Linked DNA regions of Homo sapiens: region 1 is linked to region 2. A link is an interaction called in ENCODE POLR2A ChIA-PET data of the cell type or tissue named here. Cell type or tissue: endothelial cell of umbilical vein. All regions are shown on one strand. Links, peaks and the distances in the headings refer to the core of each region. The heading gives the core; the rest is flanking DNA.

The links. ChIA-PET counts read pairs that join two places held together with the same protein. Peaks named below come from ENCODE experiments on the same cell type or tissue, not always from the same donor. Only the 100,000 strongest peaks of a DNase experiment are listed, where the experiment ranks them.
Region 1: POLR2A ChIA-PET joins it to region 2 with 7 read pairs; 4 of 35 experiments call an interaction of 5 or more read pairs at or near these places.

Annotation. Positions count from the first base shown.
Region 1 is chr2:202,478,219-202,483,600 of GRCh38, forward strand. All of the region lies in intron 3 of BMPR2 (bone morphogenetic protein receptor type 2), which reads left to right. Among named protein-coding and RNA genes, the nearest start is that of BMPR2, 100 kb to the left of the region's middle. In endothelial cell of umbilical vein, for the core only: no CTCF peak of the experiment used is centred there; no DNase peak of the experiment used is centred there.
Region 2 is chr2:202,291,904-202,297,285 of GRCh38, forward strand. NOP58 (NOP58 ribonucleoprotein) reads left to right here. Exons shown (of 15, transcript NM_015934.5): 9 at 874-1,000; 10 at 3,771-3,934. SNORD11 (small nucleolar RNA, C/D box 11) reads left to right here and starts at 1,148; the gene lies at 1,148-1,231. In endothelial cell of umbilical vein, for the core only: no CTCF peak of the experiment used is centred there; a DNase peak (open chromatin) is centred at 3,148; H3K27ac peaks cover 1,318 bases.

The DNA of each region.
Region 1 (5,382 bases), core at 334-5,333, 190 kb after region 2:
GCTGTCTAGTATTCCAAAGAACAAGAAGGCTGTGATACACCTTCAGGAGAAATACGTGTGTGAGGTAAAATTCATTCAGGCATGAGTTATAGTGCTGTTGGCCATGAGTTAAGTGTCAATGAGTCAACCATATACAACCATATACAGTATGTTAAATAAGTTGTCTTTAAACAGAAAAACATAAAAGAAGGCTATGTATTTGGAATGGGTTGACAGAACGTTGTGACTTGAGGCTCTTTTTAAGTTAACAGGGCATGGTGGCATGTGCCCGTACTTCCAAAGTAGTCCCAACTGTTTGGAAGGCTGAGGTGGGAGGATCATTTGAGCCCAGGAGTTTAAGGCTACACTGAGCTATGATCACTCTACTGCACTCCAGGTGGGGCAACAAAGCAAGACCGCTCTAAGAAGGGCCAGGCATGGCAGCTCACACCTGTAATCCCAGCATTTTGAGAGCCTGAAGTTGGTGGATCACTTGAGCCCAGCAGTTTCAATAGTAACTTGGGCAACATAGCAAAACCCCGTCTCTACAAAAACAAAACGAAATGAAAGAACAAAAAGATTAGCCAGTTGTGGTGGTGCATGTTGTAGTCTCAGCTATTTGAGAGGCTGAGATGGGAGAATTACCTGAGCCCAGGAAGTCGAGGCTGCAGTGAGCCATGATTACACCACTGCACTCCAGCCTGGGTGACAGACCGAGACCCTGTCTCAAACCATAAATAAAAATAAAAAAGAAGAAAAAAATCAAAAGTGTATATATTGTGGTAGGCAGCTTCTGACATGGTTCCCAATGATCCCTGCCTCCTGGTATTCTCACCCTTGTGTAATCCTGTCCTTCTGAATGTGAGCTAGACTTAATAACTTGATTTTAACAAATTAGACAAAAGTGATGGTATATCACTTCTGTAATTAGGTTTTAAAAGACCATGACTGTTATTTTGCTGATGTGTTCTCTCTGGCTCTTCTTTTGTGCTTGCTCTGTTGAAGAGGGCCACTTGACAAAGAACTGAGGTCAGCTAACTTGCCAATACCCAGCAAGGAACTGAGGCCCATAGTCCAACAATTTGTGAACCCTGCCAACAGCTATTGAGTGAGCTCAGCGATAGATACTGTCTTAGTTGAGTCTTGAGATGACTATGGCACCAGCCTACACCCTGATTACAGTCTTGTAAAAGATCCTGGCAGAGCACTTATATAAACAGTATGTAGATTCCCATAGAAACTGTGAGATAATAAAATTTTTTTAATAAAAAAAAGTAGAGCAGTTTAGGTTGATAGCAAAATTGAGAGGAAAGAAGAGAATTCCCGTTATCTCCCCTCTGCTCCCACACATGCATAGCCTCCCCCATTATCAACATTCCCACCAGAGTGGCACATAATACAGTTAAGTATTTGTATTTACACATTAAAACCTCCAAACACATGCTTGAGATGGGGTGTGCAGTAATAAGCACTACTGTGTTTTAACCTTTGGCAGCTTTTATTCTTTCCTCCCAACTTTCAATTATTTTCTTTTCATTTCCAATTTTTTAACCTTTCTCTACTTGAAAATAGTGACCAGTTTCTTTTTGGTTATAGTCATCCTAATGTGTATGATGTAATATCTCATTATGGTTTTGGTTTTCATTTCCGTAATGAATAATGGTGATGAGCATCTTTTCCTGTGCTTCTTAAACATTGTATATTTTATTTGGTAAAATGTTAATTCAAACCCATTGCCCATATAAAAATTGTGCATATTTGTCTTTTTATTGTTGAGTTGTAAAAGTTCTTTTTACATAGTAGATACAAGTCTCATTCTTTGGCTTGTCATTTTACTTAGTTGGTGGTATTCTTTGAGGTACATAGTTTTGACATTTTTAATGAAGTCTAATTTATCTTTTTTTATTTTGTCACTCTGAAACCATTTTCTTTTTCTTTTTCTTTTTTTTCTTTTAAATGGAGCCTCACTCTGTCGCCCAGGCTGGAGTGCAGTGGTGCGATGTCAGCTCACTGCAACCTCCACCTCTTGGGTTCACGCTATTCTCCTGTCTCAGCCTCCCGAGTAGCTGGGATTACAGGTGTTTGCCACCATGCCTAGCATTTGTATTTTTAGTAGAGATGGGGTTTTGCCATGTTGGGCAGGCTGGTCTCAAACTCCTGACCTCAGGTGATCTGCCTGCCTCGGCCTCCCAAAGTCCTGGGAATACAGGTGTGAGCCACCACGCCCAACCTGAAACCATTTTCTAATACACAGTCACAAAGGTTTGCTGTTGTGTTTTTTTCTTGGGGTTTTATAGTTTTAGCTCTTACATTTAGGTCTGTGATCCATTTTGAGTTAATTTTTGTATATGGCATGAGGTAGGGAGTCCAACTTCATTCTTTTGTTTGATATCCAGTTTTCCAGTATCTTTTGTGGAAAATATTATTTTTCCCAATTGAAAAGTCTTGGTATCCTTGTCAAAAATCAATTGACAGGCCGGGCACGGTGGCTCATGCCTGTAATCCCAGCACTTTGGGAGGCCGAGGCGGGTGGATCATGAGGTCAGGAGATCAAGACCATCCTGGCTGACACGGTGAAACCCCATCTCTACTAAAAGATACAAAAAAATTAGCCAGGCGTGGTGGCATGTGCCTATAGTCCTAGCTACTCAGGAGGCTGAGGCAGGAGAATGGCATGAATCTGGGAGGTGGAGGTTGCAGTGAGCCGAGATCGTGCCACTGCACTCCAGCCTGGGCGACAGACCGAGACTCCGTCTAAAAAAAAAAAAAAAAAAAAAAAAAAATCAATTGACCGTAAGTGCAAAGGTGTATTTCTGAACTCTTAATTCTATTCCATTCATCAATATGTCAAGGATCCATTGATCCTTATGCCAGGACCACACTGTCTTGATAACTATTGCTTTGTAATTAGTTTTAAAATAGAGAAAGCTGAGTTCTCCAACTTTGTTCTTCTTTTTCTTTCTCTTCTCTTTTCTCTTCTCTTCTCTTCTCTTCTCTTGAGATGGAGTTTCACTCTTGTTGCCCACACTGGAGTCCAATGGTGTGATCTCAGCTCACTGCAACCTCCGCCTCCCAGGTTCAAGCAATTCTCCTGCCTCAGCCTCCCGAGTAGCTGGGATTACAGGCTTGCACTACCATGCCCAGCTAATTTTTGTATTTTTAGTAGAGACAGGGTTTCACCATGTTGGCCATGGCTGGTCTCGAACTCCTGACTCAGCTGATCCGCCTGCCTCAGCCTCCCAAAGTGCTGGGATTACAGGCGAGAGACACCGTGCCTGGCCTGTTTTTCTTTTTCAAGATTATTATGGCTGTTTTGGGTTCCTTGCATTTCCATATGAATTGTGATCAGTTTTCCATATCTGAAAAAAGACAACTGGGATTTTGATAGGCAGTTTGGGGAGTATTGCTATATTAACAATAGAAAGTCTCTTAATTCATGAACACGATATCTTTCCATTTATTTAGACCTTATTTCATTTATTTCAACAATGTTTTATAGTTTACTCAGTGTACAAGCCTTACAGTTCTTTTGTTAAATTTATTCCTAATTATTTTTCAGAGCAGTGTTTTCTGTCTTAGTCAAGACAGCTGCATGTAGTGTATGTACGTTACAATAAATTATTTTGTAAAAATTTTAGCTGTGGTAAAATACACAAAATGTGAAATTTATCGTCTTACCATTTTTAAGTGTACAGTTCAGTATAGTTCCTATTGTCGTACGACCAATCTCCAGAACTCTTCACCTTCAAGTACTGAAACTCTATACCCATTAAATAACAACTCACTATTACCCCTTCTTCTCAGGCCCTCCAGCCACCCTCTACTTTCTGTCTCTATGAATTTGACTACTCTAAGTATATCATATAAGTAGAATCATATCATATTTGTCTTTTTGCAACTAGCTCATTTCACTTAGCATAGTGTCATGAAGGTTCATCCATCTTGTAGCATGTGTTAGAATTTTTTTGAAGGCTGAATAATATTCCATTTTACGTAAATACTACATTTATTCATCCATTCATCCATCGTGGACACTTGAGTTACTTCTACCTCTTGGCTATTATGAATAAAGCTCCAATGAATGTAGGTATACAAATATCTCTTTGAGACCCTGCTTTCAATTCTTTTGGATGTATACCAAGAAATAGAATTGCAGAATCATGTGATAAAAATGCTATTTTTAATTTTTTTTAAGAGACAGGGTCTTGCTTTGTTGCCTAGACTGGAGTGCAGTGGCACGATCATAGCTCACTGTAACCTTGAACTCCTGGGCTCAAATGATCCTCCTGCCTCAGCCTCCCGGGTAGCTAGGATTACAGGCACATGACCCCATGCCTGTCTAATTTTTTTTTTTTTTTTGAGACGGAGTCTCACTGTGTCGCCCAGGCTGGAGTACAGTGGCACGATCTCGGCTCACTGCAACCTCCGCCTCCCAGGTTCAAGCGATTCTCCTGCCTCAGCCTACTGAGTAGCTAGGATTACAGGCACCCGCCACTATGTCCAGCTAATTTTTTTGTATTTTTAGTAGAGACAGGGTATCACCATGTTAGCCAGGCTGGTTGCAAACTCCTGACCTTGTGATTCACCTGCCTCGGCCTCTCAAAGTGCTGGGATTACAGGCATGAGCCACCACACCCGGCTGCTACCTGGCTAATTTTTAAATTTTATTTTAGAGATAGGATCTTACTATGTTGTCAGGCTGGTCGTGAACATTCAGCTTCAAGTAATCCTCCCACCTCAGCCTCCCAAAGTGCGGCGTGAACCACTACGCCTGGCCTAGTTTTAATTTTTTGAGAACCTACAAGGGTTCCAGTTTCTTCACCTTCTTGCCGTCACTTGTTATTTTTTTTAAATAGTCGCTGTCCTAATGGGTGTGAGGTGGAATGTCATTGTGGTTTTGTTTTATATTTCCCTAATGATTGGAGATATTGAGCATCTTTTTATGTGCTTGTTGGCCATTTGGAAAAATACCTATTCAGGTCCTTTGCCCATTTTTTAATTGGGTCATTTGTTTTATGTTGTTAAGTTGTAGGAGTTCTTTATATATTTTGGATATTAACCACTTATCAGATATATGATTTGCAAATATTTTCTCCCATAGCTTGCCGTTTCACTCTTTTGATTGTATCCATAATGTGCAAGTTTTTATTTTTGTTTTTGTTTGTTGGTTGGTTTTTGTTTTTTTGTTTTTGTTTTTTTTTTGAGATGGAGTCTCACTCTGTTGCCCAGGCTGGAGTGCAATGGTGTCATCTCAGCTCACTGCAATCTCCGCCCCCCACCCCGCCTACCCGCCCAGGTTCAAGCCATTCTCCTGCCTCAGCCTCCCAAGTAGCTGGGATTACAGGTGTGTGCTACCACATCTGGCTAATTTTTGTATTTTTGGTAGCGATGGGGTTTTGCCAT
Region 2 (5,382 bases), core at 271-5,270:
CAGATTTGAAGGTAGCCATATAGGAATTAAAAAGAGCATGATACAAATGTTTATTGCTCAGAATCTTTTTTTTTTTTTTTTTTTTTTTTTTTTTTTTTTTTGAGACAGAGTCTCACCCTGTAGCCCAGGCTGGAGTGCAGTGGCACGTTCTCAGGCTCACTGCTACCTCTGCCTCCCAGGTCCCAGTTCAAGCGGTTCTCCTGCCTCAGCCTCCCGAGTAGCTGGGATTACAAGCACGTGCCACCATGCCCAGCTAATTTTTGTATTTTTCATAGAGACGGGGTTTCACCATGTTGGCCAGGATGGTCTTGAACTCCTGACCTCATGATCCACCTGCCTCGACCTCCCAAAGTGCTGGAATTACAGGTGTGAGTCACTGTGCCTGGGCTGCTTAGAATCTTTTAAAAATACAGTTACGCTGACTAAGATTTTCAGGCAGTGGACCAAGTAGTTTACATACATTATATAACGAAGTCCTCATTACAGCCATCTTATAGAAAACTGATGTTAGGATCATGAGGTCAAGAGATAGAGACCATACTGGCCAACATGGTGAAACCCTGTCTCTACTAAAAATACAAAAAATTAGCTGGGCGTGGTGGCGGGCCCCTGTAGTCCCAGCTACTCCAGAGGCTGAGGCAGGAGAATCACTTGAGCCCGGGAGGCGGAGATTGCTGTGAGCTGAGATTGCGCCACTGCGCTCCAGCCTGGGAAAAAAAAAAAAGAAAACTGATGTTAGGCATAGGTGATGTACCCAGTACCCAGGGTTGTGTAGCTGCTCTTTCATAATTGAGGGCTCCAGTGTTTTAGACAGGAATTTTTACTGTTTTTACTCATATGATATTTGTGACTTAACTTTATTCCTTATACTAGGTGATTGAAATCTCTGAATATCGAACCCAGCTCTATGAATATCTACAAAATCGAATGATGGCCATTGCACCCAATGTTACAGTCATGGTTGGGGAATTAGTTGGAGCACGGCTTATTGCTCATGCAGGTGATGGTTTTAATGTAATTTGTAAATATGAGTGTTTGAAGTATTTTCTGGTTAGGATTTTGTTTACATCTTTAAACTACAGCTGTTAAAGAAATTTTAGCTGATAACACAAAAGTAGATGATATGTGGGAGATCACTAAGGGCCAAGTGTTCAATGATGATTTCTATTTGTTTGCCTGATTTCCTTTTGGATAATGAAGGCATCTTTAGTCACTACCTCTTCTGAGACACTTGTGGTCCATTGTTAGAAGTTTGTTAGGGTTAATTAGAACAATCGGATGAATGCAGGAGGATAAAACAGTTAACATTTTCATAATAAAAACTCACTAGACCTAGATTTGAATACAGTTTTAAGAAATCACTGTAGAGAAAGAAAAAAAAAAGAAATCACTGTAGAGGATTTGTGCCCTTGATTGATTACCTTAGTTTCACTATTGAGTGTGAGGATGTAATATATTTGACTTTCAAAAATATTTTCAACAACTGATTTATAATAAAACTTTGTATATGTGTATGGCAGTATTATAAGGATGATATGCTATAATTAAAATGCTATGTAATTGAATACCTACAAATACAATGAAGTACTGATTCATCATTTTTATGTTACTTGGAGACATTGTTATAATTCATCAAAAAAGATTATATCATCTGCATCAGAGTGTTTAAAATGGCATAACTCCTTTTTTTTTGTTTGAGACAGAGTTTCACTCTGTTGCACTGGCTGGAGTGCAGTGGCTCACTGCAACCTCTGCCTCCCAGGTTCAAGCAATTCTCCTGCCTCAGGCTCCCAAGTTGCTGGGATTACAGGCATGTGCTGCCACCATGCCTGGCTAATTTTTATATTTTTAGTTGAGACAGGGTTTTTGCCATGTTGGCCAGGCTGGTCTCAAACTCCTGACCTCAGGTGATCTGCGCACCTCAGCCTCCCAAAGTGTTGGGATTACAGGCGTGAGCCACTGCGCCCGGCCTGGCGTAACTCCTTTAGCTGCATCATTAATCAAAGGTTTCATTCAAATGCCCTCAGCTATAAGATCAGATGATTTCATTGTCTCTACCCATTTTCATAGGTATAGCTAAACTTGTAGCAGTAAGCAATGGCAGGGGTTAATAGAAGTATGTATTTGTTGGCCAGGCGTGGTGGCTCACGCCTGTAATCCCAGCACTTTGAGAAGCTGAGGTGGGTGGGTCACCTGAGGTCAGGAGTTCGAGACCAGCCTGGCCAACATGGTAAATAAAACCCCATCTCTATTAACAACACAAAAATTACCCAACCTTGGTGGCATGAGCCTGTAATCCCAGCTACTCGGGATGCTGAGGCAGGAGAATTGCTTGAACCCGGGAGGTGGAGGTTGCAGTGAGCCAAGATTGTGACATTGCACACAGCAGTGGTGACATTGCTTGCCTGGGTGACAAGAGTGAAACTCCATCTCAAAAAAAAAAAAAAAAAAAGAACTATGTATTTGTTACACTTTTAAAACTATGTCTAGTGCTTAAGTTCATAGTATTAATAGAGTCTGTTTTCTGACAGGAAATATTCTATACAGCATATCCAACTAAGCAGCATGTTGATAACAATAGTCCCCAGCTATTTATGGAGATGTATTCTAAGCTCCCCCCTCCAAGAATGTTTGAAACAGAGGATAGTACTGAATCCTATACTGTATATGCTGTTTTTTCCTAAACATACATATCTATAATAAAGCTTAGCTTATAAATTAGGTACAGTAGGATATCAACAACAGTCATAATATAACAGTTATAACACTATGCCAGCAGGGCCGGGTGTGGTGGCTTACGCCTGTAATCCCAGCACTTTGGGAAGCTGAGGAGGGTGGATCACGAGGTCAGGAGTTCAAGATCAGCCTGGCCAAGATGGTGAAACCCCATCTCTACTAAAAATACAAAAAAAAATTAGCTGGGTGTAGTGGTGGGTGCCTGTAATCCCAGCTACTCGGAGGCTGAGGCAGAGAATTGCTTAAACCCGGGAGGCGGAGGATGCAGTGAGCCAAGATCGCGCCACTGCACTCCAGCCTGCGCAACAGAGCGAAACTCTATCTCAAAAAAAAAAAAAAATGCAAGCATAACTATTTTTGTGCATTGGTTACTTGAATATAAGCACTGCAGTACTGCACAACGGAGAGGGCTACGAAAGTGACTAATGGGTAGATAGAGATGATTCATGTCCTGGGGGGAGCTGAGTGGGATAGCAAGAGATTTAAAACTTAGGAACTATTTATTTCTGGAATTTCCTTTTTAATATTTTCAGACTGCAGTTAACCACAGGTAATTTACCACACAAAGTGAAAGCACAGGTAGGGGACTATTAATAGATACTTGTAGGAATATCTCTTCCTAATAAATGTGTTTATTTGTAGGCTTTTTCATATCTAAAGCAATAGAATATTTGATACAATCTCAGAAAGCAGGGACCAGATTAGTGTTCGTGTGTGTGACATTTATGTCACTCCTGTAGTATACTAATGGAATTTAGAATAGTACTGCCATCTCTCAGGTGAATAGAAACATTGAACTTAATAAGCTTAGCCTTCAGTTTGTCCTAGGCATTCATTGCAAACCTGCTTGTGCTAATGAAGGAATTACAAATGAAACATCAAGATTTTTAGGGAATTCTGGATTATAGAATTCTATATTATATGTGATTTTTATTTATTATGGTGGCTGTAATAATTCTATAGGTCTTTTGTTTCAGTACGTGGAACATTCATATATTTGGAGGTGCATTCTTTGTAACTTTTTTCTTTTGTAGGTTCTCTTTTAAATTTGGCCAAGCATGCAGCTTCTACCGTTCAGATTCTTGGAGCTGAAAAGGCACTTTTCAGAGCCCTCAAATCTAGACGGGATACCCCTAAGTATGGTCTCATTTATCATGCTTCACTCGTGGGCCAGACAAGTCCCAAACACAAAGGAAAGGTGTGTTATAGGGTTTTGCTTTGTTTTTGAGGTTAGACTTTTTCATTTTTTACAACCCATTTTTCTTCTACTCTGTAGTACACATTAAATCTTCTATTGTCTCTTTCTTGTTAAATAGGGAATGGTGAGTTATTTAAATAAAAAGTGCTTTGTGTACACTGAAGGATAAGGTTAGAAGAAACTGTTATTGGTTGGATTAAAGCCAGTTTCTTCCATTGTGTTAGTATTTTTTTCCCCCCTAGAATCTCCCTGTGGTTGGCACACTGAAAATACTATCTCTGGCAGCAAAAAAAAAATCTAACATTTACGAATCATAAAAAATAGCATATGCATTATGCTAAAACACTTTGAGAGAAGTCACTAAACTTTTTTTTTTTGAGATGGAGTCCCGCTCTGTCGCCAGGCTAGAGTGCAGTGGCTTGATCTCGGCTCACTGCAACCTCCAGCTCCCTGGTTCAAACGATTCTCCTGCCTCCCTGCCTCAGCCTTCTGAGTAGCTGGGATTACATGCACGTGCCACCACGCCCGGCTAATTTTTGTATTTTAAGTAAAGACCAGTTTCACCATGTTGGCCAGGCTGGTCTCAAACTCCTGACCTCCTGATCCACCCACCTCGGCTTCCCAGAGTGCTGGGATTACAGGTGTGAGCACCTGTGCCTGTCCTAAATCTTCAGTAGCCTTATGAGATGTAGGTATCTCTATCTTGCAGATGATGAAACTGAGGCTTAGACAAGTTAAGTACTTTCAATGTTTTTGAAAGATGTGTCGTTTAACAGATCTAAACTGAAAATTGATAAAATTTAGAGCAGAGTGGTGGAGGAAAATAAAGCGTTCAATAAAATAAAATGTTAATTAGATTGAAAAAGAACCCACGCTTTTTTTTGTTTGTTTGTTTGTTTGTTTGTTTGTTTTTTGAGATGGAGTCTCACTCTGTCGCCCAGACTGGAGTGCAGTGGTGCCATCCCGGCTCACTGCAAGCTCTGCCTCCCAGGTTCACGCCATTCTCCTGCCTCAGCCTCCAGTGTAGCTGGGACTACAGGCGCCCGGCACCACACCTGGCTAATTTTTTGTATTTTTAGTAGAGACAGGGTTTCACCGTGTTAGCCAGGATGGTCTCGATCTCCTGACCTCGTGATCCACTCGCCTCGGCCTCCCAAAGTGCTGGGATTACAGGCGTGAGCCACCGCGCTCGGCCAGAACCCGCACATATTTAAGATTGTTACGAGGAAAAAGATGCACTTCTTTTCAGTGACCTCATAGCACAGAACTAATGTCACTGAGTAGAAACTAAAGTTTAAAAATATTTTTTAAAAAAACCTAGTTTGAGCTAATATTTGACATGAATTGCTGTAAAATCTTTTCAGCCACAGAAGTGTTGGTGGTGATATATGGCCATTAGATTGTGGCAAAGGTTGAAATACGATGGATGATTTGAATTGTATGATTCA